2 separate regions of the Homo sapiens genome follow, and region 1 is linked to region 2. Evidence: chromatin loops called from intact Hi-C (ENCODE). Cell type or tissue: heart left ventricle. All regions are shown on one strand. Links, peaks and the distances in the headings refer to the core of each region. The heading gives the core; the rest is flanking DNA.

Region 1 (11,675 bases), core at 2,208-10,207, 170 kb before region 2:
GCCTGGCCACTAACCTAACACTGATCTATTAGTAGTTTAGGAAATCATCTCTGTATTTCTGAAGATCTGGAAGACAGAGAGAGAGAGAGAGAGTCTGTGTGTGTGTTTGTGACTGTACGTGTGTGCACAGAGGAAAGAGAATTATGAACTATTTTCTTAGAATAGCTCATTTTTATCTAGAAATCTATACAGGTATTCAGTATACTCTTTTGATAACAGTACCTTAAAAAGAAAATGGAAATTTTAGTAAAGATTTTCCTTACTTGTATTACACAACACCACTTTATAGAGCCAAACTGAAAAGACCCTTGAAAGCAAATATTCTTCTCATCAGATCAGTGATCTGAATTTTTTATTTTCATAGTCGCTTTATTTCAGTTTAGACACTGAAACTGCACAGGTTATTTTCATTTTGAATTTATCATCAAATTCACTTCCTGTTATTGTTATCCCAACAGTAGAGAGAAATGTTTCATTTCCAGAAGTTTTCATTTAACTTAAATAGAAAACAAACTCACATAGATCCACTTAAAAAAAAATAAACATTTCAGTCTGAACACAAACCTGCTTGATTATTAGAACTAGTTTACCTAATAATTTTATAATATTAGTATCACCCTAATTATATCCTTTGGCTGTACCAGGCATGACCACAAGGCCTTTGAAATTCAGATGATGAACTTGGACTGACCCCAGACCATGGGACCCAAGTGGTCTGCAGCTGATTTCGCTGCTAACAGCTGGAGTGGAGCAGTTTCGGGTTCTGCACTGACTCTCCCTTCGGGCTGTGAGGGCTCAAGGCAGTACTTACGTTTCATCTGTGAATGCTATTCCAAAGTACTCCTTTTCCTTCAGATTGAAGTGAGAAGCCACAAGGTCAAGAAGCTCCTTGGCCAACAGCTTGGGCTGCAAGAAGAATACAATGGAAGAAGGGTAAGTGATGAGAGACTGCTTTTCCTAAAATATGCAATCTCAGGTTTCCATAATTTTTTCAATGAAATGTCACAAAGCTCAAGTATTTTGAAGCAAATGATTTTTATAAACCCAAACAAATAGACAATGACACTGATGAGCACACAGCCAAGTCAAGGGTCATCAACAGATAGAGACCTTCTGTTTTGTTTCCTAGAAGGGTTTTTTTTTTTTTAATTGAGATGGAGTCTCGCTCTGTCATCCAGGCTGGAGTGCAGTGGCATGATCTTCGCTCACTGCAACCTCTGCCTCCCGGGTTCAAGCGATTCTCATGCCTCAGCCTCTGGGATTATAGGCATATGCCACCACGCATGGCTTTTTTTTTTTTTTTTGGTTTTAGGAAAGATGGGGTTTCACCATGTTGGCCAGGCTGGTCTCTAACTCCTGGCTTCAAGTGATCCACCTGCCTCAGCCTCCCAAAGTGCTGTGATTACAGACGTGCGCCATCACACCTGGCTAATTTTTGTATTTTTAGTAATCCCAGCTACTTGGGAGGCTGAGGAAGGAGAATCGCTTGAAACTGCAAGGCAGAGGTTGCAGTGAGCCAAGATCACGCCACTGCACTCCAGCCTGGGTGACAGAGTGAGACTCTGCCTCAAAAAAAAAAAAAAAGATATCTGCCAGTCTAAAGAAGCACACCAGAGCGTTAGGCATAAAGTCATGGTAGATGTTTGTATTGTTAACATGTTATTCACCTTGGTCTGTTACTACTGAAGTGACCACAGAACACCAGGCACTGAAGTGGGGGAGGGAGGAAAGGCTGTCTGATGCGGAAACAGGGCCGGAAGAGAAGAGTTATTTCTAAACTAGCTTCCAGGTCATGCATTTGAAAATACATTGCCTCTATGAAAATTACTCCATTCCAAGCACACTCACCAGATATTAGGAAAGTTATTTCATTATCTGTTGGTTTTTTTTTTTTTTTTTGAGATGGAGTCTCGCTCTGTCACCAGGCTGGTGTGCAGTAGTGCGATCTTGGCTCATTGCAACCTCTGCCTCCTGGGTTCAAGTGATTCTCTTGCCTCAGCCTCCCGAGTAGCTGGGACTACAGGTGCGTGCCACCATGCCCAACGAATTTTTGTATTTTTAGTAGAGACAGGGTTTCACCATGTTGTCCAGGATGGTCTCGATCTCTTGACCTCGTGATCTGCCTGCCTCGGCCTCCCAGTGTTGGGATTACAGGCATGAGCCACTGCACCTGGCCGACAGTTGGTTTCTTATTTCACTTTTTGGGTACTGCCATGGACTGAATTATATCTCCCCAAAATGCATGCGTTAAAGCTCTGACATCCAGTGGTATTTGGAAATGGGACCTTTGGGAGACAATTAGGTTTAAATGAGTTTATGAGGGTGGGGCCCCCAAGATGGGATTCGTGTCCTTATAAGAAGAGACACCAGAGAGCCTGCTTCCTCTCTCTGCCATGTGGGGCCAAAATGCAAAGGTGGCCCTCACCAGGAGCTAACCATGCTGGCACCCTGATATTGAAATGACTGTTTAATACAACAGACATTTATTTATTGAATGCCTACTATGTACAGGGCACTGCCCACATGCTGTAGGAGACAGAAAAATAAGCAAGGTGCAGCACAGGCCCATAGGGACCTTAGACTTTTAACAGGGACACGGAGTAAGAGCTAGCGCTGAGTTTAAAAAGCCAAAGAAGATGCTCCACCCTTTTCTGTCTCACTCCTGGGCTCCTGGGTGGCAGCCTCAGGGCCTAGATGACCATCAATTCACTGATGAAAACCACTTAAACTGAAAGAATGGGTTTGAAGCTTCCTCCCCAGCAGACAGGAATGGACAGGAGAACCCAACGTGATAAATCAATACCACCTCATAGTCTATACTTCCATTCATACTGAATTTTGAAAAAGTGAAAAAGCAATCTCTATAACCAACAGGGAATTCAAGGTGATACGTCAGACCCTCCCTCACTCCTGGTGGAACGTCTACTCTGCGAGAATGCAGTGGAGTAAACGTGGCACATCTCAGAAGGTCGCTGATGAATTACGAAGTAGAATGCAAGATGGGTGCTCTTGAAGCTTCCGGTAAATGCTGTGTTTGCCATGGGCTGTGGCCAGCACTAGCTCCACCCCCAGGAAGTATTCGGCTGCCCAATAACAAAGGCTTTGCTGGATCACTTGTGACTATGAGGTAGTGTGGCTGCTTTTTAAATTGCAAGGTAGTGGCCGGGCGCCATGGCTCACGCCTGTAATCCCAACACTTTGGGAGGCCGAGGTGGGCAGATTGCGTGAGGTCAGGAGTTTGAGACCAGCCTGGCCAACATGGCAAAACCTTGTCTCTACTAAAAATAAAACAATTAGCCAGGCGTGGTGGCGTGTGCTTGTAATTCCAGCTACTCGGGAGGCTGAGGCAGAGCTCTTGAACCTGGGAGGTGGAGGTTGCAGTGAGTAGAGATCACGTCACTGCACTCCAGCCTTGGCAACAGAGCGAGACTGTCTCAAAATAAAAATAAATAAGTTGCAATATACATATGCTCCTCGAATTATGATGGGGCTACATCGTGGTAAGCTCATTGGAAGTTGAAAATATTGTAAATCGAAAATACATTTAATACACCTTACCCACCAAACATCACAGCTTAGCCTAGCCTACCTTAAAGGTGCTCTAAACACTGCCACTGGCCTACAGTTGGGCAAAATCATCTAATGTCAAGCCTGTTTTATCATAGAGTGTTGAATGGCTCATGTACTTTATTGAATTCAGTACACTGTAGACTATCAGTTGTTTACTCTTGTGACTGTATGGCTGAGCAGCGCTGCCAGAGCGTATTGTACCGCGTACTGCTAGCCTGGGAAAAGATCAACATTCAAAATTGGAAGTACAGTTTCTACTAAAAGTACATTGCTTTTGCACCAGTGTAAAGTAGAAAAATCATAAGTCAGACCATCATAGGTTAGGGACAGTCTGTGATATAATTTACCTGTCCAAATGATTGCTACCGCTTTCAAAGTAGTCACTGTATTTCTCTGATGCTTGCTATTTCTTGAAACATTTTTGATAATCTTTTGGGTTTGCCCTTGAGGCTTGTGTCAGATTTGTCAACGCGTTTTCACTGGTGATAAATCTTCCTGTGCTCGAGAATGGATTTGATTTTTTTTTTCAAATGCCAAAAGTCACTTAAAGTCAAGTCTAGTGAACAGAGATAGAGGAGGAGGAATGGGTGATTATGCCTGGTCAACCCAGTTTCATAAAATGAAGTGTGACTACAAAGTAATTATTGTGGGTTCTTGGGGATTATGGTGAGAGGTCTGGTCCAAACTTGAAAACAATAAAAATAAGATTTTGTTCTTTTTGAGATTTTAACTTTAAGGCTGGGCACAGTGGCTCTTGCCTATAATCCCAGCACTTTGGGAGGCTGAGGCAGGAGGATCCTTTAAGCCCAGAGGCGATATAGCAAGACCCCATCTCTACAAAAAAAAATTTAAAAATTAGCCAGGCATGATGGCATGCACTTGGGACTAGTCCTAGCTATTCAGGAAGCTCAGACCGGAGGATTGCTTGAGTCCAGGAAATTGAGGCTGCAGTGAGCTATGATCATGCCACTGCACTCCAGCCTGGGCGATAGAGTGAGACCCTGTTTCAAAAAAAAAAAAAAAAAAAAAAAAAAAGAAAGAAAGGGAAAGAGAGAGAGAAAAAAAAGAAAGAAAGAAAGAGAGACAGAAACAGAGAGCAAGAGAAAGAAAGAGAGAGAGAAAAAAAAGAGAGCTAAACTTTAAAGCCTACATCTCAACAGATTTGATCAGAGATACATAAGTTTGCCCAGAAAGAGAAAGAATGATTCCCAGTGCTGGCATAGTTTATCTAGAACATATGTTCATCACTCCATAGAATGATTGGGCCTGAATGGAAGGGGGTAAGTGGAGGCAGGGTGGGAGGTGCAGTTGGGGAAGGGAGATGAACCCAGGAAGCAAACGTGATCTTAGCCAATAGGTGTTGAATATTTGGGTCCCTTACCGGGTGGTAAGGCCTTTTATGTGGCAGAAATGGAGGCTTGGGGTTACTTTAGCTGATCATGTTACATTGAACTCTCCTAATTCCATGCCTCCCAAGGAACACCTACATCCTGGATATGTCCCTCATATATGAACTCATTATCATCCAGAATAGAGATTATCATTCTTTTGCCAAAGAAGATTCTGAGACTGAGAGATACCAGGCAGGCTGTCCTGGGTCTCACAGCCAAGCTGGGATTCAAAACAAGGTTGAGATACACAGCATGGAATATTATTTCGCCCTAAAAAGGAATGAAATCCTGACGTGGATGGAACCTGAAGACATTATGCTAAGTGAAAGAAGCCAGACACAAAAAGACAAATATTGTATGATTGCACTTAGATGAGGTAATTAAACAGGCAAATTCATAGAGACAACAGAATAGAGGTTGTCACGGGCTGAGGTGGTGGCAGATGGGGGGTTATTGCTTAATGGTTACAGCATTTCTGTACTGGATGATGAAAAAGTGTTGGAAATATTAGTGATTGTTACATGACATTGTGTATGCATTTGATGCCACTGAATTGCACATACGAAAATGGTTAAAATGGTGTTTGATGTTACATGTATTTTGACACAATTAAAAAAAAAGGAAAAAGGGGGAAAGGAGGTCTGATAGTTTCAAAGCCCACATGTGTAATCCCTCTGCCACTCTACCTCTGTTGACCCTGCTTCCAGGGTGAGAGCCTAAGGATCGTGCCTCAAGGGCCCTGGCTGAGTGAGGGCTACATGACTCACTTGAAACCAGTGCACTGACATTATGGATTTATACATCAGTACTTTCAACCTGGTTAATGTGAGTCTTCCCCTGAGAATGAAAAATCAGGTTTCTGAGCCTGCAGAATAAAGAGATGGCTTAACACACTGAAGAATTCACCAGAGTAATGGATACCACCATGGAAGCCTTCTGGAGACTGAGTTTTTGCCTTACCATGGTGATATGTCTCTCTGATTTAGCCTGTCACACTACAATAAGAAAACAAGTTTTCTTGGTGACTCATAAACTGAAGTCAAGGAAAAGGCTCTGAGCAGTAGCTGCCTGGCTGGAACAAACTTCATCTTTTCAAATAAACTTTTTCAACAATTGTACCTATCTGGATTTATATCTTTTGTTAAAAAATTTAAAAGGTCAGTCCCATTACTTTACACAACAGTTATTATAGACCATATGTATCAATTTCCAGGAAGAAAAGCCTACATTTATTACTTGCAATTTACAAATGGAGAAGTAAAGGCCGTGAAGAGGGAGAAAATAGATCCCAGAAGATGTTGAGGTTACAACTCCTGACTCTTAGCTGCTTTTAAAGCCACACACATTTTTTCTGCTGTCATGGTGACTGGCAACAGCCCAGAAGGTGGCTGCTCTGTCAATGAGAGTGAGAGTTGATGGATGGGCATGTAGTGAGAGTGAGAAATACACATCATTGTTTCACTGTTTAAGTCACAGAGACATTGGGGGTTGTTTGTCATTGCAGCATAACCTAGCCTATCCTGATTGATTCAGGCACTGAGTCTTTTATTTTCTGTACAGTTGATTTAAAACAATTTGTGGCATCAGCTCCTTGATTTCCTGATCTTGCAAATGAAGACAATATCCCCCGCTGATGTGACAGTGATTAATATACTACATTGTTCTGAAAGTTTCTTAAACTCCTTCAGAGAAAGTTGCTGGGCAAGCAGAAAGCAATCTGCTCTTATGTGCTTTGAAGGGATGTTTACAGAATCCCGCTGAGTATAATTTGCCAATTACTGGTGCTGTAAACATTTGTGGAGCTTTGCAGGGATCGGACTGGGAGCAAGGCCAGAAAGGCAGCTAGTAGCCCAATCGCATTCTATTGGACAATCTGGGCAGGAGCCCAGAGGCCACGTGAGCAAGGCAGCCTGTGCTCCCTGGGTTTGTCAGAATTAGCCTCTTGTGGGCCATCAGCCGTCCTGGCCCTAAGAGGTCATTACATCTAAGACTGGCTTTCTCTTAGCCCATAATTAGCTTTGTTCAATCAAATAGTTTCTCTCTTTTCTTTTTGTATCTCAAAATCTTTTTCCATTGTCCCTCTTAGCTTTTATTTCTCCTGATACCTGACAAATAAAACCTCCTTGCAAACATCCCTCCTTAACATATACTTCTCAGTGGCACCACTCACAGAGCTAATAGGACAGTCTTTCCAACACCAACTGGGCTTAGAAACCTGGGCTTCAGCCATGTGCTTTAGCAAGGAAAGGAAAGCACTGGTTCTAAATACTTAGGGAAGAAAGGAGAGGAGCTCTCAGTCAGTGCTTTGTGGCTCCAGGACCCAGATCTGAGTTCTTGAGAACACTGGATGATTCCAGTGGGAACTGTTCACGTTCCCAGCATATTACAGGGTTCCAGATCAGGTCCTGACTACTTCCTGGCCTGCTTCTTCCAGGCAGGACACGACTAACTAGAATGATCAAAACAGCACTTAACGTGTTGCAGGGCTGTAAAGCGCTCTAGGCACACTGATATGGTTTGGCTGTGTCCCCATCCAAATCTCACCTTGAATTGTAATAATCCCCAGGTGTCAAGGGCGAGGCCAGGTGGAGATAACTGAATCATGGGTGTGGTTCCCCCATCTATTCTGATGGTAATGAATAAGTCTCACAAGATCTGACGGTTTTATAAACGGGAGTTCCCCTGCACAAGCTCTCTTGCCTGCCGCCATGTAAGATGTGCCTTTGCTTCTCCTTTGCCTTCCGCCGTGATTGTGAGGCCATGTGGAACTGTGAGTTCACTAAACCTCTTTCCTTTATAAATTACCCAGTCTCAGGTATGTCTTTATTAGCAGCATGAGAACAGACTAATACACACACCCACATGACAACATCCTTTCAGGTGACTTCCATGAGCCCTTCAGGTAAATTCTGGGGAAAGGAATTCAAGGATGAGGTAGCACCCAGGCACCTCACCAATTCCTCACAGAATACTATATTCCACAGTATACTATACTACATACAGTATCAAGCTCTAAATGCTAGCCTGGTATTTACCATCACTTATATATTATGCCACCAACTTAAACTTGACATGTGTCTATCCAGATAGATGATCTTAGACAAATTACGCAAGCTCTCTGGGCCTCAGTTTTCTCATCTGTACAATGATGGACTACTGTACCATAAAAAGAATTCCTATACTAAGACATTATTTATGTTATTATTATTATTGTTTTTAGATACAGGGACTTATTCTGTTGCCCAGGCTGGAGTGCAGTGGTGCCATAATATCTCACTGCAGCCTCCAATCCTGGGATCAGTGATCCTCCAGCTTCAGTCTCCTGAGTAGGGGGGGACTACAGGTATGTACCACCATGGCTGGCTAATTAAAAAAAAATTTTTTTTTGTAAAGATGGATTCTTTCTATGTTGCCCAGGCTGGTCTTGAACTCCTGGCCTCAAGTGACCCTTTTTCTTTGGCTTCCCAAAGTGCTGGGATGACAAGTGTGACCCAATGCACCCAGCCTTTATTCCTTATGTTATTATTAAATTTAGCTTCTTCCTTTCCTACAAACGATCCTGCCTTCCTAAGAGTGTTATTCACCCATTCGAAAAAACTTGAACACCATCTGCATCCTTCATGATCTCTTGAATCTAGTCAGTTAATATATCCTGTCTTTCTTATATAATTTCAGGTAAGTTACTAAACCTCTCTGTGCCTCAGTTTCCTCTCAGCTATTAAATGAGGATAATGACTATACCCAGGTCACAAGGCTGTTTTGAGAATTAAATAAATTAGTCTGATCTATATGAAGTACTTAGAATATGCCTGGCATGGAACGTTACTTGTATTCATTATTTCAGATCCTAATCATAAATTATTTAAAAAATTCCATGTATGGCCAGGCACGGTGGCTCACGCCTATAATCCCAGGACTTTGGGAAGCCGAGGTGGGCAGATCACCTGAGGCCAGGAGTTTGAGACTAGCCTGGCCAACACGGTGAAACCCTGTCTCTACTAAAAATACAAAAAAATTAGCTGGGCGTGGTGGCTCATGCCTGTAATCCCAGCTACTCGAGAGGCTGAGGCACGAGAATCGCTTGAACCTAGGAGATGGAGGTTGCAGTGAGCCGAGATCGCACCACTACCCTCCAGCCTGGGTGACAGAGTGAGACTCTGTCTCAAACAAAACAAAACAAAACAAAACAAAATCCCCACTCCATATAGTATCAAGTTCTAAATGCTAGCCTGGTATTTAAGACCACCCTATGAACCCAGCCCCAGTTTACCTATCCAACCTCACTTTTGCCCAGTTCCCTACAAAAATATCCATTTCTGTTCAATCTATTTGATTGAACTAAAGAAAACACTGATCTCATTTTTATTTCCAAATCTTTGTACATTCCATTCTCCCCCTCCCCCTTCCCATTTAAATTTTATCCTGCTCAAAGCCCACTTCCTCCATGAAGCCCTCCCTGACCATCCTGCCTACAAATGCTCTCTCCCTCCTCTGGATTTCTACAGCACTCAACACAGGCAGCTTAGTCACACTTGGCACATGTGCTCTTGTGTTGTGGTAAACTTTGTGTGACATGATTTGTTACACTCTATAGCAGGTTGAATGGTGGTCCCCAAAAACATATGTACCCATCCCAGTCACTGGAACCTGTGAGTATTACCTTTCATCACAAAAGACGTGATCCTTGGGAGGAGGAACTAATCCTGGTGGGCTCTAAGTGCCATTATATTGTCTCCTTTTTTTTTTTTTTTTTTCTGAGATGGGGTCTGGAGTGCGGGCTGGAGTACAGTGGCACGATCTCAGGCTGGAGTGCAGTGGCATGATCTCAGCTCACTGCAACCTCCACCTCCCAGGTTCAAGCAATTCTCATGCCTCAGCCACCCAAGTAGCTGGGATTATAGGCATGTGCCACCACACCCAGCTAATTTTTTTGTGTTTTTAGTAGAGATGACGTTTCAACATGTTGGCCAGGCTGGTCTCGAACTCCTGAGCGCAAGGGATCCACCTGCCTTGGCCTCCCAAGGTCCTGGGATATATTGCCTCCTTATAAGAGAGATACAGAGGGTTTTTTAAAAACAGACATACAGGAGAGAAGACAGAGGCAGAGACCTGAGTGATGAGTGATGAAGACACAGGCGAGGAACCCCAGTCACTAGAAGCTGGAAGAGGTGGGGAAGCGATTGTCCCCTCCAGCTGCCTCCAGAAATTTGGGAGAGTGAGTTTCTGTTATTTTCCAGCCATCAGGTTTGTGGTTATTTGTTATGGCAGACACAGGAAACTCATACACCCTCAGATGGAAACCCCGAAGACCTCGTTTCCGTGTAATTGAAGGGAACTCAGCACTGGTTGGTTGTGACATGAGTGATCTCAGTGCGAAGCCTGCATTGACATTGGTGTTCTCTCTCCACTGTCCCTGTGGCACTCTGGGCTGGGAAGGCAGGCGGGCCTTGGTCTCAGCCGACCTTGGGTCACTCCATGGTGAAGCAGGCCCCTTAAGCTTCTTCTTGTTAACCTATTCCCTTGGGGCATCTCACAGATTCTAAGTCAAAAGAGTTGCCACTTCTGAGTTAATTGTATCTCAAAAAAAAAAAAAAAATTCAAACAGCAAACAAGCAGTAACCATCAGGTGACTCCCATCTGTGCTTTGGGAGGAACCACGGTCTCCTCTGAAGAGTGACACTCTCAGCTCCTGCTCTTCGCCAAGGGTGTTTTTTGACAATCCCTTTGTCACTGCAGAGCCCCCAGTGACTGCTAAGCTGCCAGGGTTTGGACACGCATGGCCGGATGGCACAGCCACAGCCGCCGCTCTGTGCCCAGCACTGCCTGCCCATCCACTCTGCCCGGGACCCCGGGACCTGCTGGATGGGTGGCTCCCTGCCCTTTAGGAGTGGGTGCAGCTGTGGGATGGCAGACAGGGGCTGTCTGGGAGTGACTGTGAAACGTGGCCCGTCTGCCCCCATCTCTCTGGACAGGAGGGGCCGGGGTTAGCTTTTCGGAAAACCCAGAGGGAAAGAGCAGGGGAAGGAGCGCAGCTTTGAATAAATGAGCCTGAGCAAGCTGCCGGGTCTGAAGCCTGGGCTGTCACTGTGTGTCCCTCTCCATCCCCATGGGGGCTCTGAGCCCAGCAATGGCTCAGCGGCTGCTCATTATTCCCGGGGAGGGGAAGCTGCTGCGGGGGGTGCATGAGGTGACTCTGTGCAGCTCTGTCCACTGTGTGGCCAGCAGGTCTGGGCGGCGACTCCCCTCCTTGTCGCCCTGCTGCTTAGCTGGGAAGGCTGGTTTCCTTCCTGCCTCTCCAGCACAGCCCTGGGTTCTGTGGCAGGGGACACAGGGAGGCTACTTCCTGTAGGCAGACGGGTGTGAAGAACAATGGAGTTGCACTGTCTTGGCTCTCAGGCACCCAGAACAGGTAGGAGAGACCCCGAAGCCAAGATCAGAGACCCGCCTGCCAGAGGTGGCATCTCTTTACCCAGAGGTCCCTGCCCAGCCTGAACCGGGATCCATTCGTGCACATGAGACAAATCCTTTACCTCTAGTCTAGGAGTGACAGTGGCATCACATCGCTGCAGCAGAACAGCAAAGCTGCCAACAACACTGCCCACCTGTCCCCGCCTGCAGCTGCTACTTCACATGAATTCATGCAGCCAGCCCTAGAAACCAGAAACACCTGAAGTAGACACCAGGATTGCCCCCATGTGATAGAGGGAACTGAGA
Region 2 (11,675 bases), core at 1,414-9,413:
GTCCAGGCTGAGGGCATAAGCCCACTGGGTTGGCCTGGGTTTGGGAAGAAACAACCACAGCCTAGGGCACAGGAGGGCCCCTGGCCCATCCTAAGCCTTTGACACAAGCTTTAGAGCAGGTTTACACTGCTCACTAGCGTACAGCCGCCCTCTAGAAGTCTGCCAGCCCTGGCGATGCTGATTTAGGAACTGAGCAGGCTGGCAGCTTTTCACACCTGCAGCTGGGAGGGATGAGAAGGTGCAATCTGGCAGGACAGCACCAACTGGCTCCAAACGAAGCCCCTCCCCAGCCCCACTGTCCCGACACTGCAGCCACCCGTGGCTTTGGTCATCTCTTTTGTCTAGAACTGAGAGTTTCTAGGGGCTGCTTGGATTCTGCACAATGACTGCAGGCTCCCTTCCACAGGCGTAGACATTACAGCCACGGCAGCAACCCTCTCCCACCTGGGTCCTCCCTTCCTGTGGTCCCAGGGTGTCAGCCCTGGCTGCCCATGGGGGTCCCCTGGGAAGTTTTAAGAAAGTATGTTTATTGCGGCACTATTCACAATAGCAAAGACTTGGAACCAACCCAAATGTCCAACAATGATAGACTGGATTAAGAAAATGTGGCACATATACACCATGGAATACTATGCAGCCATAAAAAATGATGAGTTCATGTCCTTTGTAGGGACATGGATGAAATTGGAAATCATCATTCTCAGTAAACTATCACAAGGACAAAAAACCAAACGCTAAATGTTCTCACTCATAGATGGGAATTGAACAATGAGAACACATGGACACAGGAAGGGGAACATCACACTCTGGGAACTGTTGTGGGGTGGGGGGAGGGGGGAGGGATAGCATTAGGAGATATACCTAATGCTAAATGACGAGTTAATGGGTGCAGCACACCAGCATGGCACATGTATACATATGTAACTAACCTGCACATTGTGCACATGTACCCTAAAACTTAAAGTATAACAATAATAATAAAAATAAATAAATAAATAAAATAAATATAAGGAAAAAAAAAAAAGAAAAGCTTTTCCCTGCACCCCGCTCCTAGAGATTCTGATTTTATTGGTCTGGGGGAGGGACTCAGTATTGTTATTTTTGAGAAGCATCTCAGGGTTTCTAGGGTACAGCCAAGGAGAAGAACCACTGCTGTAGACCCCTAGATCACCAGGTCTTGGTGGCTTGCAGATGAGTTCTTCAATTCACAATGGAACCTAAGGGTTTCGGTCAGTGGTTCTCATACCTGTATGAGAATCACCTGCAGGGCATGGAAAAACATGTCTGTAGGGCCTGGGAATTTGCATTTCAAACAGGTTACCAGGAGAGGCTGATGTTCTGGCTATGTGACTACACTTTGAGAGCCATAGATCTAGGCCCTCAGATCTCACAGATCTCATAGATCTAGGCTCGTAGCTCAACCTTAGTTCTTGGACTTAGGGTGATTGAGAGAAATAGAAGCAAGCTGTGTCCGTCACTGTACTTAATGTTTACAGCTTCATATTTTCACATGGCTTCGAAAGATCTGCCACTTTACCTCTGAACTATCGTGGGATAGAAACCCCAGCAGAGCAACTGGCCCATGGAAGGAGTTAATAAACGATCCTTCCCCCATATGCAGAATGGAAAATCGACTCTTAAGAAACTTCCACCCAACTTTTTCCCACCCCTCCCATGAAAAAGTTAAATCGTGAAAAGAAATATTTTGTTTAAAGTAACAGGATGTCTCCTTCCACCATGAGGGCCCACTTACAGACTTGAAAAGCCTGAATATTAGTAACATGCATTTATTTCTACATTAAAGTCATTTCTTAATGATGTGATATTTCAGTACTTGAGTTCGCCCAACGTCAGGAACCAAGCAGCCAAGCTGAGACCCTGATCACTCCCTCCTTTGTCTCTGGATGGGAGACTAGAATATTCAGAGGTTACAACCTGCGGCCAACAGAGCATTTTGACTCGTTATAGAAATGAGTGACTCATCCATGGGTCATTTACTCATCCGTCTCTCTTCCCCGACCACGAGGAAACTGCAGGGGACACACTTACTTTTCTTTAACTCGATGCACAAAGAACACAAATGTTGCTGATTCTGAGACCTGACTTCCTGTTATTAAAGAGGACATCGTACAATTTAACAGAACAAGATTTCTAAGCAAAGCAGAAGGTCTAATGATTTCAGAGTTTGCTTCCTACCTACAATTAACTAGGTCACAGCTGTAAAGGAAGAGAAAAAATAAATCACTCCAAACCAGGAGCACTCAATGTCATCGTGGCCAAAAAATAAACACTTCAGTTTTTCTTTTTTAAAAGAGGGGACTCTCAATTTAACAGAAACAAGCACATTTGATATACGCTAGAAAATAAAAAAAATCTGATCAGACAGTAGGCAAAAGCAGTGTCTCAGGCCCACTTATTTAATAGTTACACAAAACAGAGGAGTGAAAATAATGTACTTCATATCTAAAGGCTACAATATGCCTCGTATCCATGCAGAACACTTCTTTAGTATTATACACAACCGTAAAGACTCCCATTTGGTCATGTAGGAGTTACAGAGTTTTTAAGGCCCAGGACTGCTCAGGTCTGTAGGACTTCGCAATTTGGCAAATGTGAAATTCTCATAGTGGACTCTTCGACCTTGGTAGGATGTCACAGAGGAAGAGATCCTTTTAGAGTGGATTGTATTTTTAAGTATCCCCAGTGCCCAAGAAAGGAATGCTTTCAGACAGGGACATTTCAATGTGTTTAGTCCCTTCCTTTCTCTCTTATGATCACCTCCACCAGGAGGATTTTGTTTCTCTTTGAGTGGGTTGTACAGTCACTACTAATTTTGTCTAAGTGTTTGCATAAAATAGCTGTGGGAAAGATAATTAATGGATGGATGGATGGATAGACAGATATCTACATATATACATAGATAGATGAATGGATGGGTACATGGATGGATGAATTGGTGGATAGATACCGATGGATAGATACCGATAGATCGATAGATAGATAGGTCTCTATAGTTGAACAGATGGATGGATAGATAGATGGATGAACAGAGAGATCTCTATGTAGATTTCTATAGAGATCTATCTGCCTATCCATCCGTCTATCTATCTATCTACCTACCTACCTACCTACCTGAAACAAAGATGAAAAAGAAAAATAACCTATGAGCATGGACGTCAGAGAGGATACTTTAGATCCTCGACCTCAAAATGCCCTTTATAGGCTCCAGCCTCAGCAACTACACGGGAACTTGGAGGAATGCAGACTGCATCTGCATTTAGTAAAACCCCCAGATGATTCCATTATAAACTGACGCTTGAGAAGGTGTGCTTTAGGACAGTGATTTTCAGTAACTTTTTTTTTTTGTCAATTATGGAAATCTTTTCCCAAATGAAATATTTGGTGGGGACATAAGAAATATCTTAGAAGCAGAGCTCTGGTTGACCAGGGGTGAGGGGGGTCTCAGTCTTCCAGCCCCCTAGTGGCACCTCCCATCCCACACTGCGTCTTAGCGGTAGTGGCTCCTGCTTCTGAGTGGGTATCAGGGGTCCTGGTGTTTTTGATTATGTTGCACCCTAACACCTACCAGCCCAGAGGCTACCATGTTGATTCTTCTGAACAAAGAAGCCCTGGCATATTATGGATGCTCAGGTGATATTAGATGATCATTAGTAATTGATTTTTTTTTCTTTTTTTTGAGACGGCGCCTCGCTCTGTCGCCAGGCTGGAGTGTAGTGGCGCCATCTTGGCTCACTGCAACTTCCGCCTCCCGGGTTCAAGCGATTCTCCTGACTCAGCCTCCCACCACGCCCAACTAATTTTTGTATTTTTAGTAGAGATGGGGTTTCACCATGTTGGCCAAGAAGATCTCAATCTCTTGACCTCGTGATCCACCCACCTTGGCCTCCCAAAGTGCTGGGATTAGAGGCGTGAGCCAACGCGCCCAGCCAATAATTGATTTTAAATAAGAATACATGGACAGGTACAGCTCAGTTGTTCCAGAGATGGGCATCAGAGGGGAAATGGAAGCAGGGAGACAGCCTATTGATGATGAGAGGAAGACAAGACAGAGGGCAGAGAGATGGGAGTGGCCCTATAGTTAAGAGTTGCCAGATAAAATACAGGACACCCAGTTACATTTGAATTTCAGACAAACTCCATGGAACATGCTTAGATGAAAGAATGATTCATTGTTTATTGAAATTTGATGTAACTGGGCATCCTGTATTTTCATTTGCTGAATCTGGCAACCAGACCTAGAGTTCCTTTCTAAAGGGACACTTTTCTCAGCAGCTTGGATTCCAAGGGTCTCACTCTAGGTTAGACCCCCATTTAGATTCGCTCTGGAGAGTTTTCTGAAGTCAGACTACCTGGGTTCAAACCCTGGATCTGCCACTGCTGGCTGCGTAACCCTGGACAAATGACTTAATCTCTCTCTATTCTCTGTTTTCCTATTCTAGAAAGTGGGGTTAGGAATAAGAGCCAACCTCAAAGGGCTGCTCTGAGGATCAGAGGAGAAAACAGCTGCATAGATTAAGCACATAGAAAGAGCTCATTAAAGGTACTTTCTATTCTTGGCTGTGCTTCTGGGTCTCAGTAACTTCCCTCTCTGCCTGGATTTGCTCCTGGCCATTTTCTTGGAGAGTGAGACCCATCCAGAGGGGAATGTGGGACAAGGAGGGAGGAGGAAGTAAGGACTGAGAAGGCCCAGAGACGTGCCTTCCTCTTCTTTCCAGGGTCCTGGCCTGTCTTGTCTGTTGGGCGGGTATGCTTCCTTCCTGGCCTTCCTTGTGGAGCATGTCTGGGAGTGTGCTAGGAAATGAGGGAGGAAAATATGTAACTTGATATCTGCTCCTTGACCCTGGCTGACCTGGTTAACTCTCTCCAGGATGGAAGCAAAGCCTGCCCGGGAAACCTTCCATTGCAGGAACATCTCGGCCTGAAGCTGTCATCAGGGAGCAGGATCTGCTTCCCGGACTCTGAGCAGAACAATGGGAGCCCCAGCAGGCTGGCGAGGCTGACAAGCCCTAGGACGGTGACCTCTCCGATCTCCAGATCGGAAACTCAGAAACGTGTAAGTGCCAGAATCCGCATTTGGGAATCTGTTATTTCTCCCTCTGCGAGTCAACCTGATCACCCTGGAAGCCTCACTGTCTCTCAGCCCTTGTTCCCATTTTTCTTTCCATGAACACCGCAATCAGATACGAGATTCCAGTAATGATGGTTCTTGAAAATTAAACAAATCAAAAAGAAAGCCAGCCAAGGTATGGAGTGGGGGACCTCTAAGTTCCCCTGGAGGAGACACTGGGGCCAGGTTCCGAGGTGCATTCGGAGCCAGAATCCCTAATGGAATTGAACAATTATCCTGAAGCTGCTCTCTGAAAGCCGCGGTTTTCCTAAAACACTGTGCTTGGCGTGCCTGGGCTTCTTGGCACTGGCCCATGACCCACAGCAGCAAATCGTTCCCAGGAAGCTATTGTTATTTGTGTATCTGATAGCATTCAGCTGAGTACACTGACAGCAACATTTAGAAAGGAAAAGAAAAAAGAAGCGTAGAGTGAAAAGGACAAAAAGGAGGCTTCCAACATCCTGGTGGGAACAGAAAACCAGCAAAGCCTCTTTTCCAGCCCTTATCCTTGTGAGTTTGGACTCTGCAGAACTGTCATCCCCCAGGCATAGCTGCAGCTTGTATGAAGGTGGGCATCAGGCGCGGAGATTCAGGACAGTGTGCACCTGCTTTCCTCCAACGGGACCCCCTCTGTTCTTCCCAGGAATGCCTGTAAACTGCCACTGCCTCTAGGGGCTGCACCAAGTCCCTGTGTACTCCCAGGACACAATGGAGTGGAATGGAGTGGCTCTGTTCTGTCAGGGCCTAACATTCCAAATGAATTCATTCCCTTCTGGGAAAAAAGAACCACCTTGCTCAGAGCACAATGTTCCCATGTCTTGGCTTACCTTGAAGCATTTTTGATACACCTGTTGGGACAATGCGTTCTGCCAAGAGAAGGGAAGTAGCATACTTTGTTCTATTTTTTACTCTCAATGGGCTACGTTTCCATTGTGTTGGTTTCCCTTACAGAAAGTAACACACACAGAAGAGAAGGTTATAGGATTCCATGCTGCTTGGCAAAGGCACAAAATATGTGCACATATTTACATGGAATATGAGGGTAAACTAGAAAATTAAGGGTAATCTAAAATAGAAAAAAAGAAGAAAACAATAAGTTAAAAGTATGAAAAGACATCCAGAATGAGCAAGTTACTGAGGTTGTGCCTCAACTTTAGCTTGAGTTTCCTGGCAGCAAAGGTAAAAAGGTAAGTACATTGAATCACATACTTCTTATTATCTTCTAAAAGGAATTAACGGAGTGGAATATATAAAAAGCACTGAATAACATAAGGAACAAGATCTTCAATGGTCATTTTGAAAAAGCCTCAGAAGCGTGCTTATAGATGTTTCTTCTGCTGGCTTTCTCAGCAAGATGATACTAAGATACCATCCTAACCACCTCATCTCTGCCTATAGCCCAGGCTATGCCTAGACATGCCTGGAGCTATGCCAGTGGTTCAAGGGGTTTCTACAAACACTTGCTTCTACCTTTGCTTTAAATTGGTTTCTTCTCCTCTGATTTCTCTGGTCTCCACCTGTTTCTTGATTCTCCAGCTATATTTGACACATCTAACCGGATTCATGAGTCTTTAGCCTGTCTGTGGGTTGGCTTGCAGGCTCACTGACCCCAGCAAACTCCCATGCCTGGCCTTGGGTCCTGCCCACCCACCTCCATGTCCTGCCTAAGTCTCGGGTCACATGGCCAGCCCCAGTCCAGGCCAAGAATAGGTTGCTGCTCATTCAAAACAAAATGACACTAAACATCAGCCCTCAATAGAGAGGAATTAAATCTTAACTTTGTAAAATAATTTCAGCAGGGAGTTGAGAAAATACAGCATAACTATGTTGATATTTGATTATTTAATTTAATAAAGATCTAGTGTAGGCCAGGCATGGTGGCTCGCACCTGTAATCCCAGCACTTTGGGAGGCCAAGACACGCGGATCACCTGAGGTCAGGAGTTCAAGACCAGCTTGACCAAATGGTGAAACCCTGTCTCTACTAAAAATACAAAAATTAGCCAGGCATGGTGGCGCATGCCTGTAATCCCAGCTACTTGGGAGGCTGAGGCAGGAGGATCGCTTGACCCCCGGTGGCAGAGGTTGCAGTGTGCCAAGATTGTGCCATTGCACTCCAGCCTGGGCAATAGAGTGAGACTCTGTCTCAAAAAAAAAAAAAAAAAAAAAAAAAAGGATTTAGTGTAAAGAGATTAAAGTAATGACTAGCCAACATATCCATTGATCTGCTTCTCTTGCGTGTCCTATGTCCCTACAAAACTTTGGGCTAAGTGCTAGAAGGTAGTGAATTCAAAGTTGCCTTATCCGGCAAGAGACAGTGAGGACATCCTGAGTTTAAAACTGAAGAGTTGCATCTCTGCTGTGGATGTGACAAGTGTGAGCTGCTGTTTAGAAGGGACAATGGAGAAGCCTGACTTGCCTCCTCCCCCAGCAGGGACATCATTCTATTTGACATCGTGGTGAGATCCAGAGTTCCTCAGGGTTTAGCCAACGTTTCCATCAGAAAAGGAGCTGTGAATCCATTCAAGTTCTTGCTCAAGGACTTGGCTGGGACCCCAGAATTCCACTCCATCTAGCATGAAAGAGATGATTTAGAACTGAAAGGTTTTAGTCCAGCTGTTACCAGTCAGCCACCTTGATCATAAAAGAACCTCTGTTTGGCTCTTGTGCAATCTCTAGTTTTAAGTAGGACCACACACTGCTGGTCTGCAAATTTGAGTTAGCAAAATATACCTCTAGGTGGTAGGGTGATTGTTCTATTGGCTGAAATTGCTTGATTTGTTCTGTTTTAACACCATCAATGGAGAATATCTTCCCAAAACAAAAAAATGTTGCTGATGATATTAATAAGTTGTTCTATCAGGCAATAATTAGACCAGAGGTTCAGTTGCTTCTGAAGTTGTTGTCCTATTGCTAGGTAATAAAACCATGTTCTCAGCAAAGAGGATGTCATCTTCCTGTTTCCTCTAGCTGGAGGACGTGTATTCAATGTATTCAAATATATTTTAAAATTTGCATTTGACCTGTCAGAATAGGTTTTTTTTTTTTAAAAAAATATATATTCTGATTTAGCACTAGGATTATGCTGCAGCTGGAGGGCCTGAGGATCTATTTTAAGATTAGTTTTTTTTGTAGCAAGATGTTTCCTTTTTATGAAAATCAAGCCTGGGGCAGGGGAGAATATGTAGATATTTAGGGTGGGACAGTCCTTTTTTTTTTTTTTGAGATGGAGCCTTGCTTCGTTGCCCAGGCTGGAGTGCAGTGATGCGATCTTGGCTCACTGCAACCTTCACCTCCCGGGTTCAGCGATTCTGCTGTCTCAGCCTCCCGAGTAGCTGGGATGACAGGAGTGTGCCACCACGCCCAGCTAATTTTTTTTTTTTTTTTTTTTTTTTTGAGACAGTCTCATTCTGTCACCAGGCTGGAGTGCAGTGGTGTGATATTGGCTCACTGCAATCTCTTCCTCCCGGGTTCAAGCAATTCCCCTGCCTCAGCCTCCCGAGTAGCTGGGACTACAGGCGTGCCCCACCACACTCAGCTAATTTTTGTATTTTAGTAGAGATGGGGTTTCACCATGTTGGCCAGGATGGTCTCGATCTCCCGACCTCATGATCTGCCTGCCTCGGCCTCCCAAAGTACTGGGATTACAGGTGTAAGCCACCATGCCTGGCTAATGCCCAGCTAAGTTTTGTACTTTCGTAGAGACACGGTTTCACCATGTTGGTCAGGCTGGTCTCAAACTCCTGACTTCAGATCATCTGCCTGCCTCAGGACAGTGCTCTTTTACTTGTAGAAATTGAAAACTGGCATCTTAGGCAATGTTATTCTTTAAAGTTGGATTATAAAAATAGAGATATTTCATATCTCTCACTCTGTTCCTCTCTCACATACACACATACAGACATATGTATTTTTTCCTTAAATATAAGAACAACGCATACATACATTTTCTTTTGTAAAGTTAGAAGATCCAGGAACACCGGCCCTGGTTTTCCCGTGGCACAGCTGAGTAGTAGCTGGCCTCACCTGCTGGGGCAGGAGTTTTCCAGGTTGCAATGTGCCTCTTTCTGTATTTTCCTGCTACATTTCTTCCCTGCCTGGCTTTGACACATATTTGAGTTTATAATGCCTCTACGAGGTTGTATTTTCTCAGGTGACTAGAGTGAACAGGAGCGCAGCCACAGGAGTTAAGATAAAGGATTAGGTCTTATGTGTACCATCTGAGATAGAAACCAACTCTCAAACCTAGCCAGTTTCTGACCACTGGATCTCTTAAGGACAGAAGTTTTCTTGTACTGCATGGGCCCCACTCTAAGATACATGAGACATGTTTCTCTTATGCCACCTTAAGGCCATTGACAGAAGAAAAAAGGAAGTCACAGAGTCCCGAAGATATTTTTGTTTGCTCTTAGGTATGTTGGTTTAATACCATCAAGGAGAACACAGAACACCCAACCAGAGATTCTACTAGAAATAAAGGGCGAGTAAGATGATCTGGGCTGGGCGTGGTGGATCACACCTGTAATCCCAGCACTTTGGGAGGCCTAGGCAGGTGGATTGCTTGAGGCCAAGAGTTTTGAGACCAGCCTGGCCAACATAATGAAACCCTGTCTCTACTAAAAATACAAAAATTAACTAGGTGTGGTGGTGCATGCCTGTAATCCCAGCTGCTTGGGAGGCTGAGGCACAAGAATCACTAGAACGTGGGAGGTGGGGGTTGCAGTGAGCTGAGATTGTGCCACTGCACTCCAGCCTGGGCAACAGAGCAAGACTCTGTCTCAGACAAACACAAGATGATCTGCAGATGGACGCTATGGCTGAACCAAAAGCCATAGGATCTAGGTATTGCCCCGAGAGTAATGTCAAATGGCACGGCATGTGGCCTTGGGAGCTGAGGTTCTGCTCGTTGACAATTGGTCTTCAGGAAGCCAAGTTGACCAGTAGGCTGACATAAGCACACCATTCTACGTTGTTGATTTCAAATCGACAAGTGCCCGTATGCATTTCCAGACTGCTTTTTTTTTTTTTTTCTTAATGAGCTCCTCTCCCTAAATGCTCTGCTACCTGACAACCCAGAGCTGGGGCTCAGCAGGGGAGGAAGCGCCCTCTCCTCGTCCTCCCTTTAAGGATGGCATCTTAGCCTCTCCATGCTGCTATAACAAATCCCATAAACTGGGGAGCTTACAAACAACAGAAGTTTATTGCTCATAGTTCTGGAAGCTGGAAAGTCTAATATTAAGGCAGATTCGGTGCCTGGGGAGCACTCACTTTCTGGCTTACAAGCAAAACTTTCTTCCTGTGTCCTCACATGGTGGAAGGGACTACTGAGCTTTTGAGGGCCTCTTTTATAAGGGCACTAACTGTCTCCCAAAGGCCCCATCTCTTAATGCCATTACTTTAGGGGATAGGATTTCAATATATTAATTGCAGAGGAACAAAAACATTCAGACCATAGCATATGGGATTCACATCTTAATGACAGTGATTCCAGAACCTGACACCTGCACTGCTGCCTACATGGGTGGACCCGGCACCTATGCACCAGGCCAGTGACAAAGCAAGGCTGTCACTGCCCCTGCACAGGAACAGCTTTTGCAGAGCCCTGATGACTCTGCTCATCTACACCCAGGCACATAAATTTCACTTTGGTAACAAAATAGGCAAATTCACAAGAATCGGCACAGACTCGTGGGAGGGCTCCTGTACCACTTGTCTGCTTCTTAAACTTCTCTTTCAGTGGTATGAATTTCATGTGTCAGGGGTACCATCTTACTTAAAGGAAAATTAAAGGGGCTGGTGAAGGGGAACTAGGCATAATGTAACTGGGTGAATCCCACATAGAAAGCCTTCTCTGGATAGGATCTACACGGAAGACTTCCTTCCTAGTGTTGGCACCTGTTACTTACTTTCCTTCACCCTAATTGGCAGATAATAGCAGGATTTTCTTCTACAAGAACTCCACGAGATCTTAGAAATGATTTCTTCCAATTTGATCCAAATCCATTTGCTTTTACAGAATAGATGTCGATCCCCAAATTCGGAGTTCAAATTAGGACTTGCTCATTTCGGGCAGTTGATGGCTGGCTCCAGCCTAAATTATACTTTCTAAATCTATTCTGGGACTCAGCTGGGTTATGAAGCCCTGACCCATGATTACATCAAGCCATTGAAAAAAATTGAGGCAAAACAAAACAAAACAAAACAAAACAAAACAAAACAAAACAAAACAGGTTTTCCCTCTGCTAGATCTTAGGACACCTAAGACTTAGGGGTAGAGTGCTGGCTTTTGACATAGGTGACCAATAGATGATACTGAAATTGGTCTTTCATCTTCTCTCTTGCCTTTTTTTTTGCATGGGTTGTGGAAGCTGGAAAAGACCTAAGGGACAATTGCAGCTCCATTTTTCTGACATAGTGGCTGAAGGGAGGGATATTTAAAAGAGGAACATGCTGTTTCTTTGGTGCTATAGGGAGAAAACTCACTCTTGGCCTTAGTTGTAATAATCTTCACCCCAAGAGTCTCTACCATGGTCTCTAATTGCTCTCTG

Evidence for each region. Hi-C counts contacts between places; a loop is a spot of excess contacts. Peaks named below come from ENCODE experiments on the same cell type or tissue, not always from the same donor. Only the 100,000 strongest peaks of a DNase experiment are listed, where the experiment ranks them.
Region 1: a loop joins it to region 2, with 1.8 times the contacts of the local background. A loop is called at or near these places in 2 of 110 quality-filtered maps.

Annotation. Positions count from the first base shown.
Region 1 is chr10:13,810,003-13,821,677 of GRCh38, forward strand. It overlaps FRMD4A (FERM domain containing 4A), which reads right to left. Exons shown (of 25, transcript NM_018027.5): 4 at 812-906. Among named protein-coding and RNA genes, the nearest start is that of FRMD4A-AS2, 180 kb to the right of the region's middle. In heart left ventricle, for the core only: no CTCF peak of the experiment used is centred there; a DNase peak (open chromatin) is centred at 6,849; H3K27ac peaks cover 415 bases.
Region 2 is chr10:13,985,678-13,997,352 of GRCh38, forward strand. The region is part of intron 2 of FRMD4A (FERM domain containing 4A); the gene reads right to left. It overlaps FRMD4A-AS2 (FRMD4A antisense RNA 2), which reads left to right and starts at 5,903. Exons shown (of 3, transcript NR_199003.1): 1 at 5,903-6,315. In heart left ventricle, for the core only: no CTCF peak of the experiment used is centred there; DNase peaks (open chromatin) are centred at 4,932 and 5,416; H3K4me3 peaks cover 1,117 bases; H3K27ac peaks cover 3,021 bases.